5 separate regions of the Homo sapiens genome follow, and all the other regions are linked to region 1. Evidence: chromatin contacts called from ENCODE Hi-C or POLR2A ChIA-PET data. All regions are on one chromosome and are shown on one strand. Each heading gives the region's core, a stretch centred on a gene start or an enhancer-like site at or near the end of the contact. The rest is flanking DNA. Distances are from core to core; before and after follow the strand shown.

Evidence for each region. A loop is a pair of places that touch in the nucleus more often than their neighbours do. ChIA-PET counts read pairs that join two places held with the same protein, here RNA polymerase II (POLR2A). Pooled maps may share reads with other maps.
Region 2: a map of B cell shows a loop between it and region 1 (21-fold over the local background). The contact joins the promoter of USP15 here to the promoter of RAB3IP in region 1. A Hi-C loop is called at or near these places in 2 of 168 maps with a recorded cell type or tissue (B cell and naive thymus-derived CD4-positive, alpha-beta T cell) and 6 of 50 pooled maps.
Region 3: a pooled map shows a loop between it and region 1 (6-fold over the local background). The contact joins the promoter of E2F7 here to the promoter of RAB3IP in region 1. A Hi-C loop is called at or near these places in 1 of 37 single-sample maps with no recorded cell type and 5 of 50 pooled maps. POLR2A ChIA-PET finds 5 or more read pairs at or near these places in 1 of 52 experiments (WTC11).
Region 4: a pooled map shows a loop between it and region 1 (9-fold over the local background). The contact joins the promoter of MON2 here to the promoter of RAB3IP in region 1. A Hi-C loop is called at or near these places in 3 of 50 pooled maps.
Region 5: a map of CD4-positive, alpha-beta T cell shows a loop between it and region 1 (6-fold over the local background). The contact joins the promoter of KICS2 here to the promoter of RAB3IP in region 1. A Hi-C loop is called at or near these places in 2 of 168 maps with a recorded cell type or tissue (CD4-positive, alpha-beta T cell and naive thymus-derived CD4-positive, alpha-beta T cell) and 9 of 50 pooled maps.

Annotation. Positions count from the first base shown.
Region 1 is chr12:69,735,150-69,741,004 of GRCh38, reverse strand. RAB3IP (RAB3A interacting protein) reads right to left here and starts at 2,145. Exons shown (of 11, transcript NM_022456.5): 1 at 1,974-2,145. LOC101928002 (a long non-coding RNA gene) reads left to right here and starts at 2,455. Exons shown (of 4, transcript NR_110072.2): 1 at 2,455-2,727. RefSeq lists a silencer at 1,568-2,397.
Region 2 is chr12:62,257,054-62,262,908 of GRCh38, reverse strand. USP15 (ubiquitin specific peptidase 15) reads right to left here and starts at 2,505. Exons shown (of 22, transcript NM_001252078.2): 1 at 2,406-2,505. The coding sequence starts at 2,494. MIR6125 (microRNA 6125) reads right to left here and starts at 2,550; the gene lies at 2,455-2,550. It also overlaps a transcript of TAFA2 not described here. RefSeq lists enhancers at 275-775, 776-1,276, 2,000-2,049, 2,270-2,629, 3,180-3,249 and silencers at 2,670-2,779, 2,860-2,919.
Region 3 is chr12:77,063,148-77,069,002 of GRCh38, reverse strand. It overlaps E2F7 (E2F transcription factor 7), which reads left to right and starts at 3,434. Exons shown (of 13, transcript NM_203394.3): 1 at 3,434-3,658; 2 at 4,368-4,460. The coding sequence starts at 4,368. RefSeq lists enhancers at 2,815-3,044, 2,780-3,486 and silencers at 3,095-3,524, 3,545-3,594.
Region 4 is chr12:62,463,671-62,469,525 of GRCh38, reverse strand. MON2 (MON2 regulator of endosome-to-Golgi trafficking) reads right to left here and starts at 2,700. Exons shown (of 35, transcript NM_015026.3): 1 at 2,208-2,700. The coding sequence starts at 2,318. RefSeq lists enhancers at 1-375, 2,044-2,543, 2,539-2,648 and a silencer at 2,679-2,998.
Region 5 is chr12:64,218,877-64,224,731 of GRCh38, reverse strand. KICS2 (KICSTOR subunit 2) reads left to right here and starts at 2,436. Exons shown (of 3, transcript NM_152440.5): 1 at 2,436-2,729. The coding sequence starts at 2,495. It overlaps LOC124902952 (a long non-coding RNA gene), which reads right to left and starts at 2,383. Exons shown (of 2, transcript XR_007063347.1): 1 at 2,189-2,383. RefSeq lists enhancers at 1,983-2,042, 2,123-2,312, 2,463-2,552, 2,034-2,628, 2,663-2,722 and 1 more.

The DNA of each region.
Region 1 (5,855 bases), core at 896-3,395:
GCTCAAACAGGTTAAATGTTTTACTCAAGGTTTTATGCACAGTAAGTGATGGAGCTGAACATTAAATAATTTTTCATTCAGCCAGCTCACTAATTTGTTCACTGACTCCTGTTGAGGAGGAAAAAAGTATAGTAACTACTATAATGCATATAAAACTACTGTAATCTACAAAGTATTTTTTCGTGCCATATTTAAAAAATGAGGGGGTGAAACATTTCTAAGAACCTTTCCATTTTAAAAATTATTTGTAGAGGATGTGTGTGTTGGGGGAGGATGAGAGTTTAGACAAAATCAAAGGTAAAGAATATTAAAGGAAACATATGGATAACTGCACTAATTCAAAAAGTACAATAGGATCTATTCAGAAATCCCACAAAGCAGCTAAACATTAAATGGCCATCCTGGTGAAAGATTACAAGTATTCAGTACCACAGATGAGTTGTTTACCAAACACAGAAGGAAGAGTTGTATCAAACACTTTGGTTCACAAAGGTATACATTAATATGTAACATTACTGTAATGGAAAAAAATGCAATGGCTTTTCATTTAATAGTTAAAAAATGGACTACTTAATTGTATAACTGTTTATTTCTATAAATTCCACAAGGGCTTTAGGATTAGATCACATAAGCCGCATCTGGAATACACTGTCTGTCCAAACATGAAAAGTCCTATCAAAATGCACAGTACTAGTAAATAAATAACAAATGATAACAGAACAAGGCCCCATAAAACTGGTGAAATATTTAACAGTATCAAATATTTACTACGATTGGTCTACAACCCTATTCTGCCTCTTTTCTCCTTGATTTGTCATTCAGCACTGGAAGAAAAAAAAACCTTCATGAACAACAAAATGAGAAAAAGGATAATGAACAAGAACTGGGTCTTTCAACTGATTTACAATGGAACAGTTTTGTTGTAATCCTCTTATGGGCCCCTCCTCCAATTATGCAATCATTCCACTGCAAGAGATTACAAGGCTTTTAACCCGACACTGAACGGAAGGAGTTGGGGTGAAACAGGAGAGTGTATAACAGGTAGCCTCCGAACAGGCAACATTTCCATGAAACTAAATTGCCTCTCAGTAATCAGTACTAACTAACTCAGCGCTCGTGTCTTTCAAGACCTTACCCTTTCATCTTTTTTAATCCCATAACAACCGGCAACTCTTCACATGCTGCGACTTCCACCCAGCATCATCACTTCTGGAGCCAGTAAGCTCGCGCTTCCTGGGCGGTCGGGGCGAGTTGTCAACGCTGGGAGGGCAGAGCCATGCAATCCCACCCGTGCAGTTCGTCTCAACTCCCCCGAACACAAGTCTGGCGGCACGGAGCTGCCTACTTGGGCGCGACTCCGGGCGCCTGCCCGGAATTTCCCACCAGGTTTCACCGAAACCTCCCGAGGGTGACCTCTACGCCTCAGCACGGTGCCTCGCGCGTAGTTTCCTAAGACTGGGACACGAAACCACCCCAGGTCCACAGCCCTGCCGCGCGGCGTCCGGTGTTGTGAGCTGCTTCCGACTTGTTCGGGAACTCTCTCTTCATCCTCTTCGCGACCGCGGCCCTCCGCTCCCGGCCGCGCCCGCCCGCCGCCAGGTAACCCGCTGGACTCGGGCTCCCTGCCCCGGGCGCGCGGGACCGCGCAGTTAATGTGTAACGCGCCCGTGCCCGGGGGAGGAGCCGCCGCCCGACGCCCACCAGCAGCCCAGGGGGCGGCCGGCTGACCCGGGTCGCCAAAGTCCCCCCCACACGCCGCCCCCAAGGGCCCGGAGCCCAAGTGCCCAGGCGGAGAGCGAGCTCACCGGGCCTGGGCATCCCCCCGAACCCCCGCGTGCCGCGCCCTGCACGGCGCCAGCACCTGCACCTGCCGCGGCCGCCCCTCCTGGCCGACTCGCCAGAGGCGGGCGCGCGGGCGCCGAGGGGGGCGGTGCTCTACGCTCCGGGCCTCTCCCTCCCGCGGCCGCACTCACCTGAAGAACCCACCGCGGCCGCTGCCGGCGCTCAGGGGCGCTCACAGAGCCGCAGAGAGCGCGTCCCGAAGCAGCGAGAAACGGAGGAGGACGGCGAGCCCTTTCCGCTACACTCCACGGCGGCGGGCTCACTACGCCGGCAGCCGCCGAGGGAACGCGGGACTGCGCCTGCGCCGGAAGCGGGGCCGGGGGCCGGGAGCCGGGAGCGGCCGGTCCTCACGGAGGGAGGGCGGGGTAGGGGGGTGTGGCCGGCAGGGGCGGGGCGAGCCCGGCATGGGGCCTGGGGGCGGACGCGCTTCCGCGCCCCCTGGCGCCAGGCGGGGCTCGTCGCAGGTGTCACGGCCCTGGCCCGAGGTTCCTCCGCGGGCGGTTTCCCTGGGAACCAGCGCGAGCCGGAGCTGCGCTCTGTTTCGTCGGGCCCGCGCTCTGTTTCGTCGGGCCCGCGCTCTGTTTCGCCGGGCCCGAGAGGCGGCCTCAGGTTAACTTCAAGCATGTTGGGCTCTCCAGGAGGGAGAAGAGGCACCTTTGCCGTGGGTTGAGGACTCCTAGAACCAACCTGAGACTCCGCGGCCATATACACCTTACGACGTGTGTGTGTGTGGCGGGAGATGGGAGGGGAGGAATCCTGTAGAACCCAGATCCCATCATTCCAGCAACTGCCAGAGCGTTCGAGAATGTCATGTCTGTACCTGTCTTCTCTCATCTTTTGTGCCAACTGTTTTATCAAACTTCTACCCCACTTTAGGTCTTCCAGGTAGGAAAAATACAGAAAGAGCCAAGATCCCAAAAATCAAAAAAAAATAATAATAATAGAGGTAGTCATAGTATGTGTCTCTATGTTTAGCAAAAGAGAAACGTGCATTTGTGTGATACACTTATTGAATAGGACCATCATTCTGGGTATTAATCTCATCTATTAGAGGCAGTAAAGAAAAGTAGACTATATGTATGGTTGTTGGAGTCAGAATTACTGGGCTTGAGCCTGCCACCTGCTAGCTGAGTGACCTTAGGCAAATGAATCTCTCTAGCCCCAATTTTCTCATCAGTGAATGAGTATACAGAACCTGCCTCACTGAGTCATTAAGAGTTTAAATGGCTTAATTCATGTAAACACTTTGCGTACTTCATGACACAGAGTGCCTAATAAATATTAGCTATTGTTATTATACCATTATAACTATTATCATGCATCTGTAATCCAGAAACCTAGAAAGCCAGTGTTTCTTATTTTATACCCCATCGCCAATATATCACCAAGTCTTATTCATCCTAATTTCTAAATAATTCTTAAATCTATCTTATCTGATATTCATTGCCACTAGAAATGACCTTTCTCATTAATGGATTCCTATTCTCCCTTACACCTCATAGCTGGTCATTTATTCATCAGACATTTTATTGCACTCCATCTGTGTGCCTCCTGTTAGACATAGGGACAGAGAAACCATTACAAAGTCCCCACCATCCACGGACTCAAACATATATAGGGAGACAAGTATGTCAATAGTAGCTACGTGAAATGAATAAATTAAATATACAGCAAACCACTTAGGCTCCCCAGTCTTGCCGTACTCACATACAACCCTGTATTTCCATATGCTGTTTATTTTTATGTCTTGATCTCCTACCTTTTCCTTGCCTTGCTAATTATTTGTTATTCATTATTTAGCCTAGACATCAATTCCACTGTGAACCCTTCCCTATTGTTGGCCACTCAGCCCTATCCCAGCCACTCCAGTATGGGCTAAGTGCCCCTACCAGGGCTTCCATAACACCGTATCTCTTTGTAACACTTATCACATAGAGTTATAATTGTATCTGTATTTCTCCATTTTCCTGGACTGCGAGCTTCTTGAGAACAGGCACAAGGTCTGACATGCAGTAGGACTGACTCAGTAAATGCAGAATGAGTGAATGGCATGCATGCAGAGTGCAGTCTTGGTATGTGAATGTTTAGAGGACAAGTCCTATGATATATTCTACATAAGACCTAAGACATCATGATCTATAGGAAATAGTAAGCAGTAACCATATATGCCTGAGTCCTGCGTTGGTCCATTTACAAATCACCTACCATCCATGAGGCTTTTTGAAATATACTGAAAGATGTTCCTCTTGAATACTTAACCTGTTAGCGCTGTTTGAGAAGAGTGATATAGATTGTTACCTATAATAATACTTCAGTGTTCTTGCAGCACAGAGACCAAGATACATTACAGAATATTAGACACTCAGAATCTCAGCCTACAAAGTATGTAAAGGGCTGTGAGCATCTTAAGTTTGATAGCTTACCCATATATAAAAAGGACAGCTATTTCACAAAATTTAAAAATGTGAAAGATTTGGATGGGCACGGTGGCTCATGCCTGTAATCCCAGCACTTTGGGAAGCCAAGGTGGGCAGATCCTTGAGGTAAGGAGTTCGAGACCAGCCTGGCCAACGTGGTGAATCCCCATCTCTACCAAAAAAAAAAAAAAAAATCAGCTGTGCATGGTGGCACACACCTGTAGTCCCAGCTACTTGGAAGGCTGAGGTGGGAGAATCACTTGAACCCGGGAGGCGGAGGCTGCAGTGAGCCGAAATCACGCCACTGCACTCCAGCCTGGGCGACAGAGTGACACCCTGTCTCAAAAGAACAAAACAAAAGGCCGCACGCGGTGGCTCACACCTGTAATCACAGCACTTTGGGAGGCTGAGGTGGGCAGATCACCTGAGGTCAGGAGTTCAAGACTAGTCTGGCCAACATGGTGAAACCCCATTTCTACCAAAAACATAAAAAATTAGTCGGGCATGGTGGCTGGCACCTGTAATCCCAGCTACTCGGGAGGCTGAGGCAGGAGAATCACTTGAACCTTGAATCACTTGAACTCGGGAGGCAGAGGTTGCAGTGAGCCGATCGCGCCATTGCACTCCAGCCTGGGTGACAAGAGTGAGACTCCATCTCAAAAAAAAAAAAAAAAGAGTGAAAGATTTTATAGTGTGCTCAAGGTTGCCTTTTTCTCTTTATTTTTTTCTCTTTATTTTTTAAAAATGTAAATTATACAATTAGTGTCAAATATAACGTATAAAATAATATTGCTTTTTTTTTATCTTAAGACTTTCTCATTTATACCTTGGGCCAGAAAAAAAGCAGATGAGTGCAAATATATAGACATTGTAAATTGAACAAACCATTCTAAGGTTGTTACCCTTAGTTATAACTTTTATTACTTGTTTGCCTCTGTTTTGTTTTCAGAGTTAAGAAAATGTATTTTCATGGTATTTTCCAGTTGCAAACTGACTTCATGTTAATGATTACATGAGTCTTGTACAAAAAACAATTTGATGCAGGTGGAAAGGTAGTTATTCTTCATTTTTGTGGATGGGGAGCTTAGGCCACCAGAGTTAGGGCCCTGGTGTTTGGAATGCAGGTTAATATCTTATAAACGAATGAAGTGAAAACATATTGAACTTTTGTGTCCAGTAGTATGGCAGACTAGAGGCTCTGGCTGATTCTCAAACCCAAAGCAATATATATAAATATATATAAAACATCTTATCAAGCATATCAAAGAGTTGGCAAGAATATAAGAAACCCTGAAGGGCAAAAACTAGGTGTAAGTGAGAACTCAGACTGGTAAATAGTAACAATGCAAAAATGAAATGGAAAAAAAAGACAGTTATGGGAAAAATGTACCAAAAGTAATTAATCTATCATTTCCTTGTCTGCCAAAATAGTCAGTGAGTGCCAGTGCTTGTGTTCTCATAAAAACTGACTTTTGCAACTCCTGTAAAAAAGCAGAGCAATCTCAAAAGTGTCTGTCATGATATTAATTATGGACAATCCTGTATTTCAGGCCCCCTTTCTGATGTTGGAATAAGTGACTGGGAAAAATTGGAAAG
Region 2 (5,855 bases), core at 1,256-3,755, 7.5 Mb after region 1:
TAACGTGAGGATAAACTTGCACAATCTGCTTTTATCTAAATATGTGGCCCTCAGTTTACTTTTATTTAAAATAAAAGCACTGAAATGACTTAAATTTATGAGCCTCTTGTATTTAGTCATGGTTCATACTTGTAATACTAGCATTTTGGGAGGCTGAGGTGGATCACTTGAAGCCAGGAGTTCAAGATCAGCATGGGCAATATAGTGAGACACTGTACCTATACAGCTATACACGCACACACACACGCACATATATAAAACAATTTACATTAATTTTGTAAAAAAGCAAAAATATACTTATTTGAAAATACCAAACTTCATAAAGTTAAACGCCCACAATGCACATATTGCTCCTATCATCCTGTAGTGTCAATGCTACCAATTACTCTATATACAAAAACGTGACATTAATGAGAGACAATAACACTTATATTTTAACTTATAGACTTACAGATTTCTATTTTAAGGAAATTCACTTTTTAAAATAAGGTGGTACTAGGTTGGGTGAATTAAGAATTTTTAAATGTTCTTTAACTTACAATAGCCAGCGGGGACTTATTTGTCATTACCACAAGCCAAGGTAAACATGGGTGTCCTAGGAAATGTCCAATTTCCCCACAGTAATAAACATCTAACATTATAATAAAAACAATAACTTTTTTTTTTCTTTTTTTGAGATGGAGTCTCACGTTGCCCAGGCTAGAGTGCAGTGGCCGGATCTCGGCTCACTGCAACCTCCGCTTCCTAGGCTCAGGCAATCCTCCCACCTCAGCCTCCTGAGTAGCTGGGACCACAGGCGTGCCACCATGCCCAGCTAATTTTTTTGTATTTTTGTAGAGACGGGGTTTCACCATGGTGCCCAGGCTGGTCTGGAACTCCTGAGTTCAAGTGATCCTCCCTCCTCGGCCTCCCAAAGTGCTGGGTTACAGGCGTGAACCACCCTGCCAGGCCAACAATAACTATTATTAAGTCACTTGAAGATTCTATTTTTTTGATATAATGAAACAAGTATGTATTTACATCCTTAGGGATTTCTATCATACAAACATAGTATATAGCCTACCAAAAAAGAAAAAAGAGACTAAGACTTAGATCAAGGTTAAATTAAGGTCCTAAGTCTGCCACCTATTAGCTTAACTGAAAATGATCCCAATATCACAGCCTTTTGTCAGGAGTAAAGAGCAGAGATAAGAGGATAACTAAAATTTGATATCTCATAAATATGAAATTCTTAAGATATTAAAACGAATCAAGATAAAATCCTTATAATAAAATTACTGTCCATTTTACAGCATGAAGATAATGAGGTGCAATGATTTAAATTAACTCTCCTCAAAGCCATACTGCAAGTTGAGTGGTGAAACTGTGACATAACTCAGGTCTAAATCTTACTGTTCCTTTCACTATGCCATACTGAAACACTCTATGAATTATATACTACTGTTATGGTAACAGTGGAAAGTGAAAATATGTTTTATTATAATGAAGAGGCACATTATGCTTCCCAAAAAATAAGGAATTTTAAATTATGTTACATATTCACATATTTAAGTTATTGTAGATGCCACTTGATATGGTCGACAAGTGTGAAAATGTCCACATACATCCTTCAGTATTTTAAATGTATAACCTTTGGTATTTTACAAGTTTGAATATTAGCAGTTAGTTAAGCCTCAAGTGGACTTATCTACTTTTTGCAGGCCTACATTATCTTTCAAACAGAAGGGAAGGGCTGCACGTCTAACAGAAACGCTGCCGGCTTCTATCAAGCCACCACTAAAGCACAAGACCACGTGGTCTCTCATAAGCCCAAGGTTCCCTACTCCTCTCCCTCCTTTGACAAGGAACTGGAAACTAGGGTTTCTTTCTCTTATGTGGAGCCCTGACATGCCACCTGTGTAGTACAGACCGCAAACATCCTGCAGCCTGCCTCCCGGAAGACCAAGAATCAGAATAAAAGGGAACTTGGACGCCGACAATTCTAGGAAAGGAAATGAACAGAGAAGTAAAGCCGGTGAGATCGTGATAAGCCGCGGCACCGGGACCTGTCAAAACGGCGTATATAAGACTCAAACCAAACCACTATAACCTATCATTCGGGAAGGCCTGAGGTGGGAGCGGCACTACGGAAGGAAGGAGGACGAAGAGAACCGCACGAGTCAGAACCGCCGCCGCCGCCGCTCCCCGGATACCTTTCAGCATGCCCTGGCAAGCCAAGAACCCTGACCCTCATCTAGAGTCCAACCTTTGCCCCAACATTTCAGAAGCGGCCAAAATCCCGCTGCCCCGGCGGCCGCCGCCGGACCTGCCCGCACCTGTCACTAGCGAAAGAACCAGCTCGCGGCTCCCGCCCACTTCTCCACTATCCTCGGGCAACCGCGGGCATCTCAACCCCTTTCTCTTACCAGGTGTCCCCTTTCCGGAGCGAGGTTTTGAGCAGCGTCGCGATGTCAGACCGCTGGGTGTCCAGATCCGCCGCTCCGCCTTCCGCCATCTTCTTCCACTAGCGGTAGGGGAGGTGGCAGCGACGGCGGCGGCACGCCCCAGAGCATTATGGGAATGGCGTCCCACGGCCCCTCCCAGTCGGCCGGTCGAAACCAAAAGACACCGGGAGCGGGGGTGCTCCTCGGGACAAGAGGAGGCCCCGGGGGCGCACTGGGTGCGCGGCCATGGTCTGCTGCCCCCCATCGGTCCCCGCCCGTCCAGCATCTTGCCTTGGCCTCCTCTGGCCCGGGACTGCCGGGTTTTAGCTTTCCTCGCCGCCGAGGGCTCTGGCTCTCTCTCGCTAGAGGGATGCCACCGCCCTGTCCTCCCGTCCTCAGCGTTGCCTTCCCCTCCCTCTTTCCCACTGACGCCTTGAAAACCCTTATTTGCGCATTCACTCACGCTTGAGGGTGAGGTAGGGTGGGGCGGTGGTGTGGGGGCGTGGGGACGGCTAAGATATGGCAGAAAATGTAGCAGCTCAGTGACTGGGCTTTTCGTTACGAGTGGGAGAACCCAAGCTCGGTGAATATGGGCACACACAAAAAACACTCCGAAACCGAACGCTTGGTCTCCATGCCCTTCCTGGGTTCCTTCCAGCGCTCTTACTCCCGTTGTAGGTGGGGACCCTTTATAGGCTCTTTGTGACGCCTCCCCAGGCACACCCAGACGACTAAGCTGCAGTGAAAAACATGTCCCAGTTCATCGGTGAACAGGGAGTAGAATATGGACAGTATTGAATAATGCCAGATACTAAAGGAAGAAAACGTGCGAGAAACCCTCTTGTTTATACAGGATAGTAACATTTTCTTAGCCCCATCTTCGTATGGTGCCGTACACCTGAAATGAAACTAGATATGTCTTTAATTTGAAGTCAACGATTATGTTACAAAATAGAAAATCGAGTCGCTTAAAAATCAAATGCCAAGGTCACACAGCAGGTGGAGAGGTGAGTGGAGAGGCTGGTTCAAGAGCCCACATGCTATACAGTATAGCACACTCACTGCCTCTCCTTCTGAAAGCCTGAACTAAAATGTAAACTCTTTAAGAGCTGGAACTGGGTTCATCTTTTGTTTTAGCCTTTGTACACCTGGTGGTTAGCACAGTACTGATGGACATGTAAAAATTACCTAAATATTTGTTTAGTAAATGAATTGTGGCAAAATTACTTAAGTATTCCCGAGCATGATGTCCAGGGGTGTGATTTTAACATACCATATTGATGTGAAAAGTCTAAAAGATGGGCCGGAATCCCCACATCATTTCTCGTTTGCCCATTTTAAACCCTAACTCATTTGGTGAGAATGCGATAAAGGTAGGTGTAGTTATGCTAGTAGGAAGTGCTGAATCCAAGTGAAAGTAGTGTATATTGGCATTATGATTTGTGTATATCAGTATTATGATTATGATTGCTTATTTCTGCGTAATAATACTATTTTGCATTATCATGCCAACCTTGAATTGAGAGTTTTAAAACAACTTTCAGTGACTGCTATTTCTGGCTTTTCTCCTGACAGGTTAAAAGATTAAGAGTTTCTCTAACCACGGCTACCCTCTAAAAGTCACATTTTCCCCCTTTTTCCAGTCACTCTCTGAAAGAGAACAAAGTAATTTTCTGAAGGGAAGCTGCAGAATATGGAAAACATATATTGGAGCTACATGGATGTAAGTTCAAACCTCACTTCAACCTTTAGCTGCAAAGTTCTTGCCCTTTAATTGAATCATAAAATTGAGTATAATAATACCTACCTTAAGGGATTTTTATGAAGATTAAATGAAACAATTTGTGTTTATTGCCTGGGACGTAATAGCCATTCAATAAACACTAGTATTGTTTATTGATGACAGGGTGAATTGTACAGTATGTGAATTATACCTCAATAAAGCTATTGAAAAAAGGTGTTAGGGGCTTTGAAGGCAAAACTGTGCTCTCCTTCATTGTATAAACATAACATAACCAAGTAGCAATAAATCATTTATACCCTAATGTCCACTTTCCCTTAAGAGAAAATGCATTTTTGAAGTGTTGACAGCTACAACCATACAATGAAGTAAAATAATATTTTCTTCACTTGCACCATGCTCAAGGCAGCAGGTTAACTGGATATAGACGTGTAAATTCAATGCCAATTTGAATTATACATCAGATTTATGGAGCCGTTTTGTAGACCTAAGTAACTGCCATCAGAGTCAGGAAAGAGATAAAATTATAGTATTTTATTTAGCAAGCACTTACAGAGTGCCTAGCATGGTTCTAAACACTTTAAAATACTAACTTAATTCTCACAGCAATCACATGATTTTGGTACTATTATTATTTCAAGTCTATAGATAAGGAATTGAGGCAAGTAAGTGGCAGAACCTAAATTGAAACCAGGCAGTCTGGCTGCAGAATCTGGAAAGTTTGGGTAAACTTCAATTTTTCTATTGACCTTTATTATTTTGTTTACAGCAATCAACGTTTTAGTGATCTCAGTTGATCAGTTTATGGAAATTCTGCTTATTTTACTGGTGCTTCTCTCAATTATGAAGAGAAATAAGATATTGTTCATAAATTGGTTAAAGTCCACATCCCTACTGAATAATTAAGTAGATAAATTGATGAGAAAAGCTACTTCACCTTAATCACCAATAATTGAATATAAATCAGGGATTATATCTGCTTATTTAGAATGAATGTCTTCACTGATGCATTCCTTAGTTAACTTTTGATGAATGTACCAGTTTGCTTGGTGATTGTTATTGCCTTCTCAGACTCTCTGTACCTTTTTTGTCAATTTAAAACGTAACCTAGAGAGCTGAGTATGCTGAGTACTTAGGCTAGATATGAACAAGCTGGACCTCTTAAAGTCACAGTTGGTTGTGAAATTAGAGATTCTCTAGGAAGGATTCCTTTACCCTCTAGTAATTCCAAACCTCTCTGCTTACTGATATTTAAACAATTCCTTTAAGAGAGGTTCTTTTACTCAACAATTAAGAGATGGGACTTCAAATGTAAATACTCCAGGAGAGAGTTAGGTTTAAAACTAAAGTGTCAAAGAGAGCCAGTTTTCAGCCTGGGGTGAACCAGAGAAAAAAAGCACTGCATTTTGTAATACAGTTTAATGGAAGAAAGTACAAAGGAGAATTTCAAGATAAGTTTTGCCTATTTCATAATTTTTTGTGGGACTGGCTACATGAGCCTAAGGGAAAAATCTGCCTAAAATTTGAGTGGACTTAGCAAATCACACACACACACACACACACACACACACACACACACACATATATATGTATATATATATACACATGTACATACACACACACAGAATCAGCACATCCCATAAAAGAACAGTGTTTGATGACTGGCTGTCTTTATTTCTCAACTCTTCCTG
Region 3 (5,855 bases), core at 2,185-4,684, 7.3 Mb before region 1:
GCCAGGGCCTGTCATGGGGTAGGGGGCAAGGGGAGGGGTAGGGGTAGCAAGGGGAGGGGTAGCTTTAGGAGAAATAGCTAATGTAGATGACCGGTTGATGGGTGCAGCAAACCACCATGCCATGGCACGTGTATACCTATGTAACAAACCTGCATGTTCTGCACATGTATCCCAGAACTTATTTTTATATATATATATATATATATATATATACACACACACACACACACACACACACACACACATATATATATATATATAGAGAGAGAGAGAGAGAGAGAAATATGGCCCCAAATTCTTTGACACTTCTCCCATTGAGAGTGAGGTATATGTCTTCTCCCCTTGAATGTGGATGGATTTTTGACTGTTTCCTCCCAAAAACTGTAGTGGAATTGATGCTATCAGTTCTTAGGCTACGTCACAAAAGGTGATACTATTTCCACTTTGCTACATGACACATTCATTTTGGATCCCAGGAGCCACCCTGGAAGAAGTCCAACTACCTTGAGCTACCAGGATATCTAGACCAGGCCATATGGAGAGGTCACATGTCGAGACTCTTCTTGATACTCCAGCCTAGTTCCCAGCCAACATCAGTGTCAACTGAATTACCGAGAGATTAACAGGTTATGTATGCATTCTGGGACTTAAAAACATCAATATAAATAAGTGTGTTGGAATAATGTCTCTGAATTTGTCCATCAAACATTTATTTTTCAGTTTTCCTCCAAATCTAAGATAACTCTTATAATCAATGAAATTATAAGTGCCTGAAGTGATGTATCCAACTGAGTTTTTTTTGTAACTTGAATAGAAATTACATTTGTATCAAAATAGAAAAAGTACTTTTACTCTAAAAATGTTAGGAAAAGCCCTGTACCGTGAAACTGTCTAACCTCAAAGAAACGATCATTAGTATTTTGAAATATCAGAGAAATGAATGGACTTTAATAATTTGAATGTTGGTCTAGAAGGCTGAATGGTGGGCCCCAAAAAGGTGTATCCATGTCCTAATCCCCAGAACCCATGAAGGAATGTTACTCTGGAAAGAGGATCTTCCCAGATGCAATTAAATTGAAGATCTCAAGATGAGATCATCCTGGACTATCCAGGTGGGACCTAAATTCATTGACAGGTGTCCTCATAGGAGACACACAGGAGAGACTTAACAGACAAAAGAGAAAGCAACGTAACTATGGAGGTAGAAATTGGAGTGAGGCTGCCACGTGTCAAGGACTGTTAACAGCCACCAGAAACTGGAAGAGGAAAAGGACAAGAGCCCCAGAGGGAGTGTGGCCCTGGGAATACCTTAACTTTCCAGAACTGTGAGAGACTAAATCTCTGTCCTTATAAGCCAGTTGTAATTTGTTACAACAGCCATAGAAAATGAATACTGTTGGGAAAAGTATTTCCTTATCTAAACTTCTGCTTCCACATATGTGCAAAATTTAATAAGTTGCAATTTTTTATTGTTTAAACTTCTCATTAGGTTTCTACCTACAAAAGAGATTTCAGTTCAAAATGTTATTCCTATAAAAAATGTCAGATTTTTATTACTATTTTCTTTTGTTTAATGTTTTGCATACTTTTCTCTTTTCAATGTATGACCTAGCAGTGATTTTTTTTTTTTTAGGCCGTATTTACCAGCAATCTAGAGTACGAAGTGAAGGACTTGATTGAGCATTCTGAATTCTGCTGAGAGTTCATTTAAAATATATGTATTTGAGGCCGGGCACGGTGTCTCACACCTGTAATCCCAGCACTTTGGGAGGCCAAGGCAGGCAGGCAGATCACCTGAGGTTAGGAGTTCGAGACCAACCTGGCCAACACAGCAAAACCCCATCTCTACTAAAAATACAAAAATTAGCTGGGCGTGGTGGCGCACGGCTGTAGTCCCAGCTACTCGGGAGGCTGGGGCAGAGAATCGCTTGAACCCAGGAGGTGGAGGTTTCAGTGAGCCGAGATTGGGCCACTACACTCTAGCCTGGGTGACAGTGCAAGACTCCGTCTCCAAAAATAAAATAAAATAAAAATATTTGGAGGGTAAGTGGTGAAGAATGGAGTCTTGGTATAGAAAGGAAAATGATACCTTTGCTGTAAAGTAGATGGGGGGTAGGGACATGTCTGTACATTTAAGAATGTCTGATGCTTTAAGAAGGCTGTCTCACATTTCAGTTGAGGGATATCTTACAAAATACTTGACCAATACTACTCAAAAATGTCCAGGTATCAAAAATGAGGAAAGTATGAGAAACTGTCATAGCCAAGAGGAGCCTAGAGACATAGGAACTAAAGGTAATGTGGTATCCTGAACAGAAAAAAGGGCCATTAGGAAAAAATTAAGTAAATCTGAATAAAGTAATGACTTGAGCTCAGAAGAATGTACCAATATTAGATCATTAATTTCAAAAAATATTCTATACTAACACAAAATGTTAATAGTGGGTGAAATTGGGTGCTGAATATATGGGAATTCTTGGTACTATCTCAATTTTTCTGTAAATTGAAAACTTCTAAACAATAAAGTCTGTTTTGTAAAAAGTCCATCTCTACCAACATTCATATTTTAAACAAGAAACTGTAGGATGAAAGAAGTGAAACATTTAATACAGATCAGTGGTGTTGAGGAAATTTTCTAGACTGTCTCCCAGAATGCTAGTCCCTATTGCAAAGAACTACTTTTTTATATAAAGCTTTTTCCCTCCTAATTATTTGCAATTTGCCGAAAAGGGAACACCAAAAAACATTTCCGGATTTGCCACACACACAAAACAAACAAACAAAAAAAAGTTAGAAAAACTTCTGGTTTGGCTTCCAGTCTTGTCTCCAGGGCTAACTGGCGTGCCATCTGCTCGCAGCAGAGCGGTAACCATGGTTCATGTGTCACACCAGCGTGCGATGTTAAGAAGTTTGCCCCGGCAAGTCTGGACAACTCCGCTTCCGCACAGGTTGCTGAGGGCGGGCGGGGATGGCGGCAGCAGCATCCAGAGGGTGTAGATCGTTCTTCCAAACCCCATCTGCTTTCCTGTCCTCTGGCTGTGCCCGGGGTCCCCGGGCGCGGCAAGCCGCGGGGACGTGCGCGGGTCTTCTATGCATAACAAAAGAGCCCTCCTCCTCCTCTTCCTTCTCCCGCCGCCCCGCGCCGCCCCGCGCCGCCCCCACCTTGGCTTCCCGCGGCCGCCGGGGCCCGCGTCCCCAGCAGGAATTGGCTCCCGGGCCCGAGGTTTCCAGGTACCCGGAAGGGGGAGGGGGCCGAGGCGGCAACAATTGGGCGGGTGAGGGCAAAACGCGCGGCTCGGAGCGCCAAGACTCCGAGGGGCGGTGAGCCCGGGCCGTGCCGCCGCACGATTGGCCGGGGCCGCCCCGCCGGCCGCCGCTGATTGGTGGATTCTCAAATTCGGTCTCAAGGCGCCAGAGGAGGTGTTTTAGCGGGGACTACGATCCAGGCTGGAGTTGCGCTCGGCCGGTCTGAGCGCTGGCGCTGCCCGGACGCCGCGGGGTCCCCGCCAGCCCAGGGCACTCGGCGCGGGGATCTGCGCGCCTCGCTCTCCCTTCCCGATGCCGCCGCCCGGCTGCTGATCGCCGCACCACCTTCCCTCATCGGCTTGGGTCCGTGGAGGTCCCTGCAGAGGCAGGAAGCCTCCTTAGGAAAGCAGGGGTAAGCGTGCGGCCCCAGCGCCAGTGGGGAGGCGGGAATTGGGATACAGGGCCCACTCCCGCCCCGGCTGCCAGCCTGCCACTCCTCACGTCCCCCGGCTGGCGAGGGCTCGAGGTGTTTCTGCCGGGGAACCCGGTGCGCAGAGGGTGTGCCGGGTGCAGCTCTCACTCCGGCCCGGCAGTAGAGGGGATTTGCCCTTCCCCACAACTTGGAGCTTTCATTGGAGAAGTTTATTTGGGGGATCTGCTTGGAGGCCTGGGAAGGGGCTGCGCTCAGCGCTGAGTGGGTTTGGTCTAGCGATCGGGTTTCCTTCCCCCGATTCAAAACCCCTCAAAGCCGAATTCCTCTCAGTTCTTTGCGCCAAAATTAACTGACCTGGGAGACCCTGTACTTTTCTGACAGATTTGCCCAACACCCTTCCGACTTGGTAACTTTATTTTGCCATCTAGCTTTTCATAAGGAGTTACTATTTTTGTAGATTTTTTTCTTCCCAGATTTTCAGTATTACTAAGCACACTTTAGGTGTTTGAGTTTGTTCGCGTGAGTTTTAGAAAGTTGAGGGTGGCTACAACTCCTGGAAATGCCCAGGATGTGCTTAGAGAAGGGGGAATTTCATATTGACAAACAAGTAACACATATGTAGATATTTTTGTTTGAGGAAAAAATACCTAATTGCAAAATCATTTTCTAGTGTAATTGTGCATTACAGATGGAGGTAAATTGTTTAACACTAAAAGACCTGATCAGCCCCAGGCAGCCCAGACTAGATTTTGCAGTTGAAGATGGGGAAAATGCACAAAAGGTAAGCAAACATAAACACCTTAGTTTCTAATATGTTAAGGATGGTGATGTTGAATTCAATTAAGTGTTCCAACATGCCATTTGTATTTGTATTTAAGCATAATAATTAATATTGATAAACATTATAGAAACATTCTTTTTTAAAAATAGAGCCATCCAAACCATTATTGTTGGAATTCTACTCTCAGATATAGTGGGAAAAATAGGCAAGGTTACATGTAATGTTGTAACCAATTTATATAAGTCAAAAATATGCTGGCTACAGCAATCAAAGTTTATAATACAGTTGTCAAGGGTGGTGTAGCTAGTGCTCTGTAGGAATGCTAAGCCTCAGTTCCCAGGAAAATAGACCTTTGCAGGCATAAATGCTGGATTATTAAAGTGCTGTGAAATGTCTTCATACCAATGAACTAGCTCCCAGAGACTGTTCCATTCACCCAAGAGTAGACCTGTGCCTACTATATAGGGAGATAAAGTGGCTGAACTCATCAGTATATTCTGAATATTTTACCATACTGTTGCTAGTTTTGCACTGAGCCATTCCCTTACATTTTGCACCCCTTGTGATTTGTAAGACCAAGATGTTGTTTTCAAGAACATTACAAAGTAAACTGGCCATAACAATGTCTAAACTATCTGAGCATTTTTAGGCACAGGCAAATAGAAATAACAAACCAAGTTTTAGAAACTTTGAATATAAATCTGTGAGTAGCAACTTGGGCATTGAACTTCTCCGAGCTCCTGGTCTTATTTTTAGGCTTAGCATCAACAGTGAAACTCCTTGGTTGCAAAGCAACCCAGGCTCATATGAGCCTTTGAAGAATACTTGATAATTGCTAATTTAGGATAGATGCGAAATTGTATGCTCCCCCATCTAGGGATTTTTTTTTTGTCCGGCATTTTGATTTATTTTTATTAGGTAAAGAAATACAGTAGTTCCCCTTATCCACAGGGAATGTGTTCCAAGACCTGCAGTGAGTACCTGAAACTGTGGATAATAGTGAACCAGATTGCCATTAGTTGGAACACATTTCTGTTTATTCTGTTTATGTTTTCCACCCCCAAATTTAGTGCCTTTTCCATCTTAACTAAGTACTTATGTACCATGGCTATAACTTTTGCAGTTTGGGGTATGACAGCAAAACTAGCATGAATTTCTCTTTCATTCTTTACAATTTCACAGATAGGAGACTAATTCTTACAGTAGATCTTAGCAACCTTGGCGTACGATTTTCTTTCCTTAAGTCAAGAACGTTCACCTTTTCACTTAAAAGAAGCACTTTATGGCTTCCCTTTGGCATATCCAAATTGCCAGCATCACTACTCTTGTGCTTTGGAGCCATTATGAAGTCAAATAAGAGTTACTCGAACATGAGCACTGCAATACCGTGACAGC
Region 4 (5,855 bases), core at 1,451-3,950, 7.3 Mb after region 1:
GAAATCAAAAAGCTTTCATTCAACAAATTCTTATAAACACGTACCATATACAAAATTATGCATCAGAGATAATCACAAGAATTACTTTTGCTATTATCTCAAAGACTAGGTGCAATTACAAAATATCTCTCTAGCCAGTGTTCAAGTAAAAACCAATAAGCTTTTTTGTTAGTTTGTTTTGAGACAGGGTCTCCTTCTGTCTCCCAGGCTGGAGTACAGTGGCACAATCACCACTCACTGCAGCCTTGACCGCCTGGGCTCAAGGGATCCTCCAGCAGCTTCTGGCTGGGCATGGTGGTTCACACCTGTAATCCCAGCACTTTGGGAGCCAGAGGTGGGCAGATCGCTTGAACCCAGTTCAGGAGACCAGCCTGCCAAAACCCCGTCTCTACAAAAAAAAAAAAAAAAAAGGCGAAAAATTAGCCTGTCGTGGTGGTATGCACTTGTAGTCGCTGCAACTCAGGGGGCTGAGGTGGGAGAATCACCTGAGCCAGGGAGTTCGAGGTTGCAGATCGCACCACTGCACTCCAGCCTGGGCCACAGAGACCCCATTTCCAAAATCAAAAAACAAAACAAAAAAATGTAATAAATGGCAATTAAATTCCCAAGCTAGACCACAACAGCCTATAGAGGAACCACAGTTTTTGTATGAATTATTAGAACTGCGAAGTCAGTTCTACAAATTATTGTTGAAATTACAAAATAGTGTTTGATATTTTCTAAATGAGAGCATTTCTCTTATAATTAAAACAACTTAATTCTTTAAAATTCTCTAAAACAGCCTAATTCTTTAGATTTACTTGTTATAACTTTCAACAGAGGATATAAAAAAAATGAAAATCAATATCAAAACAGACTATTGACTATGTGAAATAAAACATATCGTAACAGCCATCTTTCCAAAAGTGGCACATCTGGTTTCCATCACTGGGTAATACTTTATTAAAGAAATACAAGATGGAGTTTGTTGAAAACTGATAAAACCAATGCACTTACAGAAAAGTCAATATTCCTTACAAGCCTAAAATCCAAAATTTATTGGTCAAGTTCTAATTACATAATCTTCATAATAATAAAGATATATTTAAATAAGTATGTAAATATGAAATCCCTCGGTGAATTTTTAGGGCAAAGAGTAAATGAAATTGCAGGTAAAACAAACTACATTAAATAGGAATAAAAATAAAAACAGCCGGGCGCTGTGGCTCACGCCTGTAATCCCAGCACTTTGGGAGGCCGAGGCAGGGGGATCATCTGAAGTCGGGAGTTCGAGACCCGCCTGACCAACATGGAGAAACCCTGTTTCTACTAAAAATACAAAATTAGCCGGGCCTGTTTTTGGTGGGTTTTTTTGTTTGTTTTTTTTTTTTAGAGAATTAAAATGGCATTTTAAGAGAAAAAGCAAATAGTAACCAAATGTTAAATATTTCACCTCAAGAACTATTTGGAGAATTAAATTTCCATGTATTATTTACTGGGATCTCTTTAATAATACCCTTCTGCTCTGACATCTTTCCCATACATAATATAAAACCATCCTTTAACCCTATTTTACAGCTGGAAAAAAAAACCCGAAGCTCAAAGAGGTTAAGATTTATTGCTGGAACTAAATTCAGGTGTATTCGCTCTGACTGCAAGCCCAACTTCCCACTACAGTACTGCTCATAACAAGGTTTAACATGATTATGTGGATCTTCAATATTCTTCATAAATTAGGTGGCTCTGGATAGTTTATTAACACGTCAAAGGATTGATACAGAGTTAAGCTGAATGATATATACCAGAAGGAAAATTGTTTCCAATTCAGTGATATGCCATAAACGTGAGGAGTACAGGTTTCAACAAGATGGGTGGATACTCGTTTCGGGGAGCAACAAACAAGTTTTTCAATTTTGGTTTGGCCAGTTTCAAGTAAGAAAAAGGCCAGAATAGGCTAGTGCACAGTACACCTAGCTGGATTAACTGAATAGGCTCACTTCATGAACTTCACTCCTAAACTGGGAGGACAGGAGAGGGGAGAAAATCAAAGTGCCTCAGCCCTCTCCAGTGGAAACTATAAAAAGCCCTTGTGGAACAACCCACCGACTCACAAATCTGGAAAGGTGAGGCCTGAATGAAAATTAGGACTGGAAACTGGGGTGAAGCACTGAGTCTAACAGGACCAGGCATGCTCACAGTGCCTTCTCCTGACGTCACCTGAAGCTTACCTCTTTGACAGGTGGGAATTTCTTCTTGCACTCCAGTGACAAGGCGCGCAAGTCGCTCTGCATATTCTCCAGCAGCTTCTTCACCGCCTCGGGGCTGCTGGTGCCGGACATGATCCTCCAAGGTCCCAGCCAATTTCCGAGAGGTACAAACAAGCTCTGGCACGGTCAGCTCCTTAGGGCCACAGGCAGCTCCCTCCCGGTGTCTCTGGTCCTTCAGCAGCCCGCTTCTTGGGCCCTGGGCTGCGAACCCGGAGCCTGCTCGAGCGTCCCCCAGCAGCTTCCCCGCAACACCTCTGGCTTTTCTCGGAGGCGCCCCCCGCAGTCGCACCGTCCCGCTAGGCTCCGCCGACTCTGGCCGAGAAACCCACAAGGCGGGCAGGTCCCTCCGCTGCCGCGGGGCCCAGCCACACCGGGTGTCACCAGCCAACCTGGCAAGAAGCTTCAGCGCCAGCTCCCCAGGCCCCTAAGACTCGCCGACGCCATTAGCCGAGTCGCCCACAATTCCGAGCGCTGCCGGGACACGTCAGCCGCACTTCCGGGTACCGTGGCCTCCGCCACCGCCGCGGCCAACCCCGGCGGCAGGCCGTCGGCGGGGCGGGGCTGGGGCTTGGCCATGCTCGGGGCAGGCGGGATTCCGGGTGGGCAGCGATTCCCACAGCCCCACCCCCGGAATCAAGTAGGCTAGACAGGGTTTAAGGCGTCAAGATTCGCTTCGTTTTCATTAACAAGTGCCTGAACAGAGCCCCCGAGTACTCCTTGGCATATCTCTTTGCGTATGTTTGTGTTAAATTGTATTTCGGTGTAAATAATTTGTTTCCCTGTAGATTAATCTTAACGTGTCTCCTCCCGCTTCATTTCGAATCTCTGGACTAGTGGCCCCAAATCAGTGGCTACCTCCTGTTAATATACATTTTTTTTCTTTAAACGCAACTGGTGCACTTACTGTGGGGTAGCCTCTTATTTTCCTAATCTCTAAAATGAGACTACCCTCTGCTCCACGCATTCCGCTGGCCTCCCATCTCACTCAAAGTAAAAGCCAAAATTCCTCCAATCACCTACCAGGCGCTACGAGATCTGTCCCGGCCCCTTTACTGGCAGATGCTCCCAGCTAAAAGGAGAGTTTCGCGAGTTGGGCTGCCGGTTCTTCCTCTTTTTAAATCTTATTTTGTTTCCTGTGTATCTCCAGCACCTAGAACAGTGTCTGGCATATAGCAGGTAATCAGTACATACTTGTTGAATGAATACCCTTCTATTATAAAATCAGAGTTTCGAGGCTCAAATAAGGCACAGATACATAAAAGCCTTCATCAGGTCTGAAGTGCCAAATAAATATGAGGCAAAAGCCAAACAGAAAAATCTTCATCTGTATTTCCCCAAGATCCAGGTTGGTCTACTTTTTCCCCAAGACATTTTGCAGCTGCTGGTCAGAAAGCAGAAAATGAGGGAGGAAAAACCAGAAACAGTAGAGATGAAGAAACCAACACCTTCAGACAGCTGAGCTTATGACATGATGGAAGACAGTGAGCCATGAGATTGTCAGTGGATAGCGCTGTTTGGCTGTAACAGAGCTACTTTGTAAGCTAAATAATTTTATTTTATTTTTCCTTCTGATAAGAAGCAAAGCAAGGATGGATAAAGGGGACAGATGAGGTAATAGTAGAGAGCTCCTAGGGCAGTAATTTTGATCATTTGTGCCTATTACACAACTTCTGGGAAACTTGACACCTCCTATGGTATAAGCTTTATGTATGAAAACTGGTGAATTTAGCAAAAAAGTTCAAATGGAATATATGGCAGACATTATTCTTGAGGTCTCAGGGAGCTTGTAAAAACGAGGCGCTTTTTTTGGGTGGGGGGTGGAGACGGAGTCTCACTCTGTCACTCAGGCTGGAGTGCAGTGGCGCGATCTCCACTCACTGCAACCTCCACCTCCCAGGGTCAAGCAATTCTCCTGTCTCAGCCTCCCGAGTAGCTGGGACTACAGGCGTAGGCTGCCACGCCCGGCTAATTTTTTGTATTTTAGTAGAGATGGGGTTTCACTGTGTTGCCCAGGCTGGTCTCCAACTACTGAGCTCAGGCAATCCACCTGCCTTGGCCTCCCAAAGTGCTAGGATTACAAAGGCGTGAGCCACACCGCAGGCCTTTTTGTTTGTTTGTTTGTTGTTCTTTTTAGTAGAGATGGGGTTTCAGCATGTTGGCCAGGCTGATCTGGAACTCCAGAGTACAAGTGATCCACCCACCTCGACCTCCCGAAGTGCTGGGATTACAGGCATGAGCCACCACACCTGGCCAAAAATGATGCTTTAGTAATTGGGCTAGTGATATAGGATCAAATTCTCTGACTTTCACTATGTAGCCAACTTTTCTTTTGGATTTTTTACTATTGGTAACTTTGGCATGATTAACTCAAAATCGTTAGAATCTTTTACATCTCTGTTCAGAGTTGAGGACATGCAATTGGAATTCATTGATTGAAAACAATACTTCTAATGATTTGAAAAGCCAAATTTTAAAAGTAAGGTGTAGCACCTGGGTGCGGTGGCTCACACCCATAATCCCAACAATTTGGGAGGCCGAGGCGGGTGGCTCACCTGAGGTCAGGCGTTGGAGACCAACCTGACCAACAAGGCGGAACCCCGTCTCTACTAAAAATACAAAAATTAGCCAGGCGTGGTCACAGGCACCTGTAGTCCCAGCTACTTGGGAGGCTGAGACAGAAGAATTGCTTGAACCCAGGAGACAGAGGTTGCAGTGAACGGGGATGACACCACTGCACTCCAGCCTGGGCGAGGGAGTGAGACTCTGTCTCAAAAAAAAAAATAATAAAATAAAATAATAATGTGTAGCAAGTACTTATATCAAGTATTCTGTAAATTTCTTTTAAAAAAATACACAATAGCCTTTTATGTACATATGCCAAGAGAGATTATACTGCCCCAGAAACAATGCATGGCTTTATGCCAAAGCCAAGCAAGTTACCAAAGGTAAAAATAATTTTTTATTCTACAAGTTAACAAATCAGCTAAAGTTAAGAGTTAGCATTTCAAAAAACTGAATAATTTCTCTTTCAATAGCAAAACCAAATATTCAAATACATATTTTTGTTCTCAAGTATCTCAAGAAATACTTTCAAAATTGTAGCATACCTATAAATGTCGGTGTGGGTATAAAACTCCTCCGTGGCTACCAAATCTCTCTTCATTGAAAATTACATTAATAAATGCCTGATAAATTTAACCATTTATTACCATAAGTAATGCTTTCACAGCATTGTTACATGGTAGTTAGGCTTCAGACTCTGAAGTTGGAAAGCTCTAGTTTGAATCTGAGTTCTGCTGGTTACTACCTGGGTGACTCTAGCACATTATTTAACTATCGGGGGAACCCACCCCCAATATTTCAGTGTAGGTTCTTTCTATTTCTATAAGTGTCGGCCGGCTGAGAAATAGAGAAAGAGTACAAAGAGAGGAATTTTACAGCTGGGTCTCTGGGGCTGGAATCATATATCCGTAGGACCATGATGCCCACCTGAGCCTTAGAACCAGCAGGTTTTTATTAAGGGTTTCAAAAGGGGAGGGGGTGTACAAACGGGGAGTAGGTCACAAAGATCACATGCTTCAAAGGGCAAAAAGGAGAACAAAGATCACA
Region 5 (5,855 bases), core at 1,187-3,686, 5.5 Mb after region 1:
ACACTTTTTTTTTCTTCAGGAAACAAGGTGACAGTCTATTTTCCCATGGTTAAGCATATTTCCTTCACTACTAATTGAGTATGTTTCTTCCCCACTAATTTATAATGTCACCTTCATTACCTAAGGAATTCTTATATTATGTGGGTATGTTTATGAGTTTTATAATCTCTTTTATTGTCTATTGGTTTTGGTGATAGTACCACACTTTTTTTTGATTACCTCTATTTATTCATCAAGAATCATCACACTCTCCTCCAGGAAGCCTCCTTAATTCTTCCAAAATGGTATGATTGCTCCCTTCACTCTCTGTCTTTCACCTTTGTCATGTTTAAAAATCTGCCTTGGCCAGGCGCGGTGGCTCACGCCTGCAATCCCAGTACTTTGGGAGGCTGAGGCGGGAGGATCACCTGAGGTCGGGAGTTCCAGACCTGCCTGACCAACATGCAGAAACCCCGTCTCTGCTAAAAATACAAAATTAGCAGGGCGTGGTGGCACATGCCTGTAATCCTAGCTACTCTGGAGGCTGGCCTTAGGCAGGAAAATCACTTGAATCCGGCAGGTGGAGGTTGCAGTGAGCTGAGATGGCTCCACTGCACTCCAGCCTGGGCAACAAGACCAAAACTCTGTCTCAAAAAAAAAAAAAAAAAAAAAATCTTCCTTGAAGCTGGGCGCAGTGGCTCATGCCTGTAATCCCAGCACTTTGGGAGTCCGAGGCGGGCAGACCATTTGAAGTCAGGATTTTAAGACCAGCCTGGCCAACATGGTGTAAACCCCAATTCTGTTAAAAATACGAAAATTAGCCAGGTGTGGTGGCACTGGCCTGTAATCCCAGCTACTCCAGAGGCTGAGGCAGGAGAATCACTAAAGCCTGGAAAGCGGAGGTTGCGGTGAGCCGAGGTCATGCCACTGCACTCCAGCCTGGGGAAAACTCCAGCCTGGGGGAAAGAGTGAGACCCTGTCCAAAAACAAAACAAAATAAAACAACCAAAAAAAAAAAAAACTGCCTTGTATCATTGTTAACAGGGTTGATCTTATCCAATTACATTCTTGAGTATAGGGAACAGGTGCACAATACCTATTCATTAAAATTAGATTAGTGGGATTTCCTTTAAAAGGTAGTGATGATGGCAGAACAGCTCTAGTTTGAGAAAAAACGAAAATAGGCAATTCTCTCATTTGTTCAACAAACATGGCTGCGCCGTCCAATATGAAAAGATTATAACTGTAAGTGAACCCTACTGTACCCTAGGGATCTCACCACTTGGGGAAAGAGATATGTAAATATATGCGATTAAATAGTGTGACTAAGAAGCATAAAATAAGTATGCACAAAGAAGAAAGGAAAAAACTATTGAGTAGTGGGTAGTGTTTCAAAGTAGTGGACATACAAGTATGAGCCGGGTTCATGGGGTTTCTTAAATGCCAAAGGAACTTGTAATTATTCTAAATGACAACGTGCACAATTTACATTAATGTATTCTTCATTCTGGCCAGGGGTGGTGGCTCACACCTGTAATCCCAAAACTTTGGGAGGCTGAGGTGGGAAGATTGCTTGAGCCAGGAGTTTGAGACCAGCCTGGCTAACATGGTGAAACCCTGTTTCTATTAAAAATACGAAAATTAGCCAGGTGTGGTGGCGCTGGCCTGTAATCCCAGCTACTAGGGAGGTTGAGGCAGGAAAATCGTTTGAACTCGGGAGGTGGAGGCTGCAGTGGGCCGAGATCTCACCACTGCACTCCAGTCTGGGCGACAGAGCGAGACTCCGTCTCAAAAAAAAAGAAAAAAAAAAGATAACTTTTTAAGGAAGGTTAATGCAGTTTGGGCCAGGGGCTCTACTTATTAGTTGCAGGGCTAACACAGACCCGGGAGAACTAGAACGGGATACAGGTGAGAGTTAACCGGTGGTGTGTGATGTGATGAAAACTAGGCAATGGGAAGGAGATCAACCTTTACCCGTCAGTCTTCTAATCTCAGCAAATCACTTCCATGAGTTGGTGTAGAAGGTGTCAGGGCTGACTAGGGTCCCTGCTGTGAGTGTGGGCACAACTCCAGGCACTTCCCCATCTCCCAGCCGGCCCAGCGAGGTGCCTGGAGAGCCCAGGCCAGATGTTCTGGCCAGGGCTGACGTCACGTTTGCATGACGTCACCAGCGCTGACGAACCACACAGAGAGGGGCCTGTCAGCTCACCTCAGAGCGCAGGCAACTTCTTAGAGCGGGGAACTGGCCGCCTCCTATTCTACCTTGACGGTCCGAATAGTCAGAGCTACAGGAGCCGAAGCGCCGAAGGAGCTCAGCAACCGCTACCTCCCTCTTTCCTTGGCCCTTATCCGCGTCTTCTCTAAGGCCCAGGAGCGGTCCCGGCAGCGGCGCGCTCACGAGTCCGCCGGTGGAGGCGGTCACGCGCACGCACGCTTGTGCGCAAGCCCGTTCCCTCAGAACCCGGAAGTGCGAGGCCGAGGAGAGCCACGTGGGTCGAGCTGGGGCGCAGCTCGCATGGGGGAGTCTATCCCGCTGGCCGCCCCGGTCCCGGTGGAACAGGCGGTGCTGGAGACGTTCTTCTCTCACCTGGGTATCTTCTCTTACGACAAGGCTAAGGACAATGTGGAGAAGGAACGAGAGGCCAACAAGAGCGCGGGGGGCAGCTGGCTGTCGCTGCTGGCGGCCTTGGCGCACCTGGCCGCGGCCGAGAAGGTCTATCACAGCCTCACCTACCTGGGGCAGAAACTAGGTACCTCCGCCCCGCCCCCCGAGCCCCTTGAGGAGGAAGTAAAGGGGGTATATTCCCCAGTCGGCAGTGGCTTGGGTTTCCCGTCTCTGTGTCACTTCTAGTCGCAGGCTCGACTCGGCATTCCCAGATCTCCTCCCACCGTTCCTTTCCTTCCCTGGGCTTCCACAAGCCCCGCCCACCGGCCTGCGCTGCTGATAGATTGGCGAACTGGGTAGATGCTCTTTGCAGGGCTGTGACCCAAACCGAAGGGTTTGCCCTTTTGCCTCGTGCATGGATTGATGCCATAAATGAGAAGTTAACCAAACTATGTCTTCATTGTTTTAATTAGTGACGCTGCAGCCAGAAGAGCAAAACTTTGCAAAACAACCTAGTTCTATTACTGAACACTGTTGTGTGGCCTCTTAAGGTTAAGGCCCGAGAGTCACATTTAGAGTCCTACCCCGTCTTCATAGTCCCCCAATACATATTTAATGACTAAAGTAATAAATGAATATTGGGCAGGAAAGGCAAGAAATATGCCTAACACTAGCAAGAAGAGACTTAAGGGGAAAATGGTAAACACTCTTAGCACTTCATGTACATCTTGCCTCTGAAATAAGATTCAAGAGCTGATTCAACTGATTTTTACTAGTAGAAGCAATAAGTATAAGTAGATGAGAAGGAAATAATAGATGTAAAAGGCATGGAATATGCATACAAAATAATATTACTGCTTAATTATGACAAATAAATATATTTGAATCCTAGGGGTTTCAGAGTCAGTACTTTGACCTGTTTTAGACTCTTCAATTTTCAGAAGCGTGAGGTCTGATGTGAATGAAGGACACGTATATAAAATACAGAGAATAGAAATGTAAAATTGGTGTAGATTTCATTTTGATCCACCCCCCCCCGTTCCCTAACCAGCCCCCTACTTTCCTTATATTGCCTGAAGGTGACCATGTACATCTTATTGAGCTTTCAGTAAACACTCAAGAGACAGGGCTTCCTGAGTTCGTAATTGCTGTAGCAAGTATGTTGATTTATACATACTTATTTAGTATGCTAATTTATTAGCAAAAACTGGTCAGATAGTTTCACCTTATTTTTTTCCTCCCCTTTTTACAATGGCATTTCTCACAAATTTGCAGTTGCTGCTATGGTGTTATTATTCCCCTTTCTATAGATTAGCAAATTATATATGCAGTTATGTTGGGTAGATGATAGAGTCGAAACCAAAATATCTGCCCTTGTACTCTCAGATTGAGTTTGCATTCATATAACTTATTAAAAATGTGTATGAAAATTATAATTTATGTATAATATATACAGATATATGTTTTTTATATATGTGAAAATGGGGTGGATTCTAGCTGTAATACTGAAGGTAGGTAATATTTAGGCAGTTTCAGTTGTTTTTAGACTCCCCCACCTCAAAGAATGGTGACTGATTCAAGTGCCATGATTCTTTGCTTTTTTTTTTTATTAACTTATCCATGGAAATTTGATGAAAGCTGTGTACTTACTCTCCAGAAAAATATATATGTACATATAATTTTGCGTATAACCTGAGTGGGTTCAGTTGAATTTTCTAAAGTCTATTTATTGACTCCATTTAAAAAAATCTGCTACTCTAGTTTTAAGTTGAATGAGCCAGGTTTTTACGTAAACAGAACTGGCTGCCCTGTGTGTAAGAATGTGTGTATAAGATCTTCACTGTCTCTGACTTGGGTTCTGTAAAGTGGTCCTCAATGTGTAAATTGATTAGTTCTGCTTGAACCCCAGCTGGCATGGGTGAGCATGAGGACTATGCCTTGAAACTGACCTATACAACATTTGGTGCTGTGAAACATGCCCAGGCACTGTTACGTTCCTAGGTGGGCTCCTCATTTCTGAGTAAATATTCTGAAAATGGTATATTTAATGCTTCATAACTTATTTACACGTACAGTAAACATAAGTTCCAGAATTTAAATTTTATCTTTGCACATTTTTTTGGGTACTGGAGTGTATATGATATCAGTGTGCTTACAATACGACTACACAATTACCCGGTTTACTATTTTCTTAAAAACTTCAGGAGAAAACTTTCGTGTTGCCATTTAAAACATTCCCATGTTCTCCAACTACTTTGCTCATTAGAACATTTATATAGTTTTCTTTAGAAAGCAAAACAAAAAGTTTATGCGTGCGTTTAAAAAATTTAAAACAATTCTGAAAAGTTTTTTTAGCCTTACTGAGATATAATTGACAAATAAAACTATATATATTTAAGATGTACAACTTGATGTTTTGATGTATATGTAAATTGTGAAATAATCACCACAATCAAGCTACTTAGTATATCCATCACCTTACATAGTTATCTTCCTTCCTTCCTTCTTTCTTTCATGTGTATATTGTGAGAATACTTAAGATCTACTCTCTTAGCAAATTTCAAGTAAAAAGGGAGTCTTTTTTTACCTCTCTTATGGATGGTATTTATTTGAGGCCTTAGCAGTGAATCCTGATTAAAGAAGCAAGCAGGGCCTTTAGACAAAGGATAGACCTTGACAGGGAGCTTTCTTTTCCTGTCTTGACCCTGTTACTGAAAAACTTCGAGTAGGGCCCTTATCTTGGTTCCTTCTCTTTCCTTTAAGAGAGAATAATACCTGTTTGGGGAAGGATCAGTGATTAAAATATGCTGACTCAATGCCTGTGGAGAATTTTAGAAGGTCATACTTTTCTTCCCTTTGTTTCATTACTGGAGAGTTTCCTCAACCTTGGGTTGCTGAAATTTAGCATAGTAGAAAATGACTTAACTTGAGAACTGATGTTTAAAAAGTATTATTAGCAAGAAGTTGGAGAATAAAATGCCCAAGATGTTTTACACGTTCCTTCAATACACTTAAAATTTCATGACATGAGATGAACTTGAAATCTTGAGAAATTATGAGCATTTATAACTAGAGCCTTCTAAAAATCATTCAAAGTAATCATATTTTTTAAATTAAAAATATTGAAAAGAGAAAGAAGTTGGATGTTTCTGATTCCTTGTTTTCCAGCATGAAGAAAGGTCAGTCCCCGCTGGATATTCCAAACCAAGATAGTGAACAGATAGGATTGGGTTCCTGAGAGCTTTGAGAAAAGAGAACTGTTTGAAAGAAA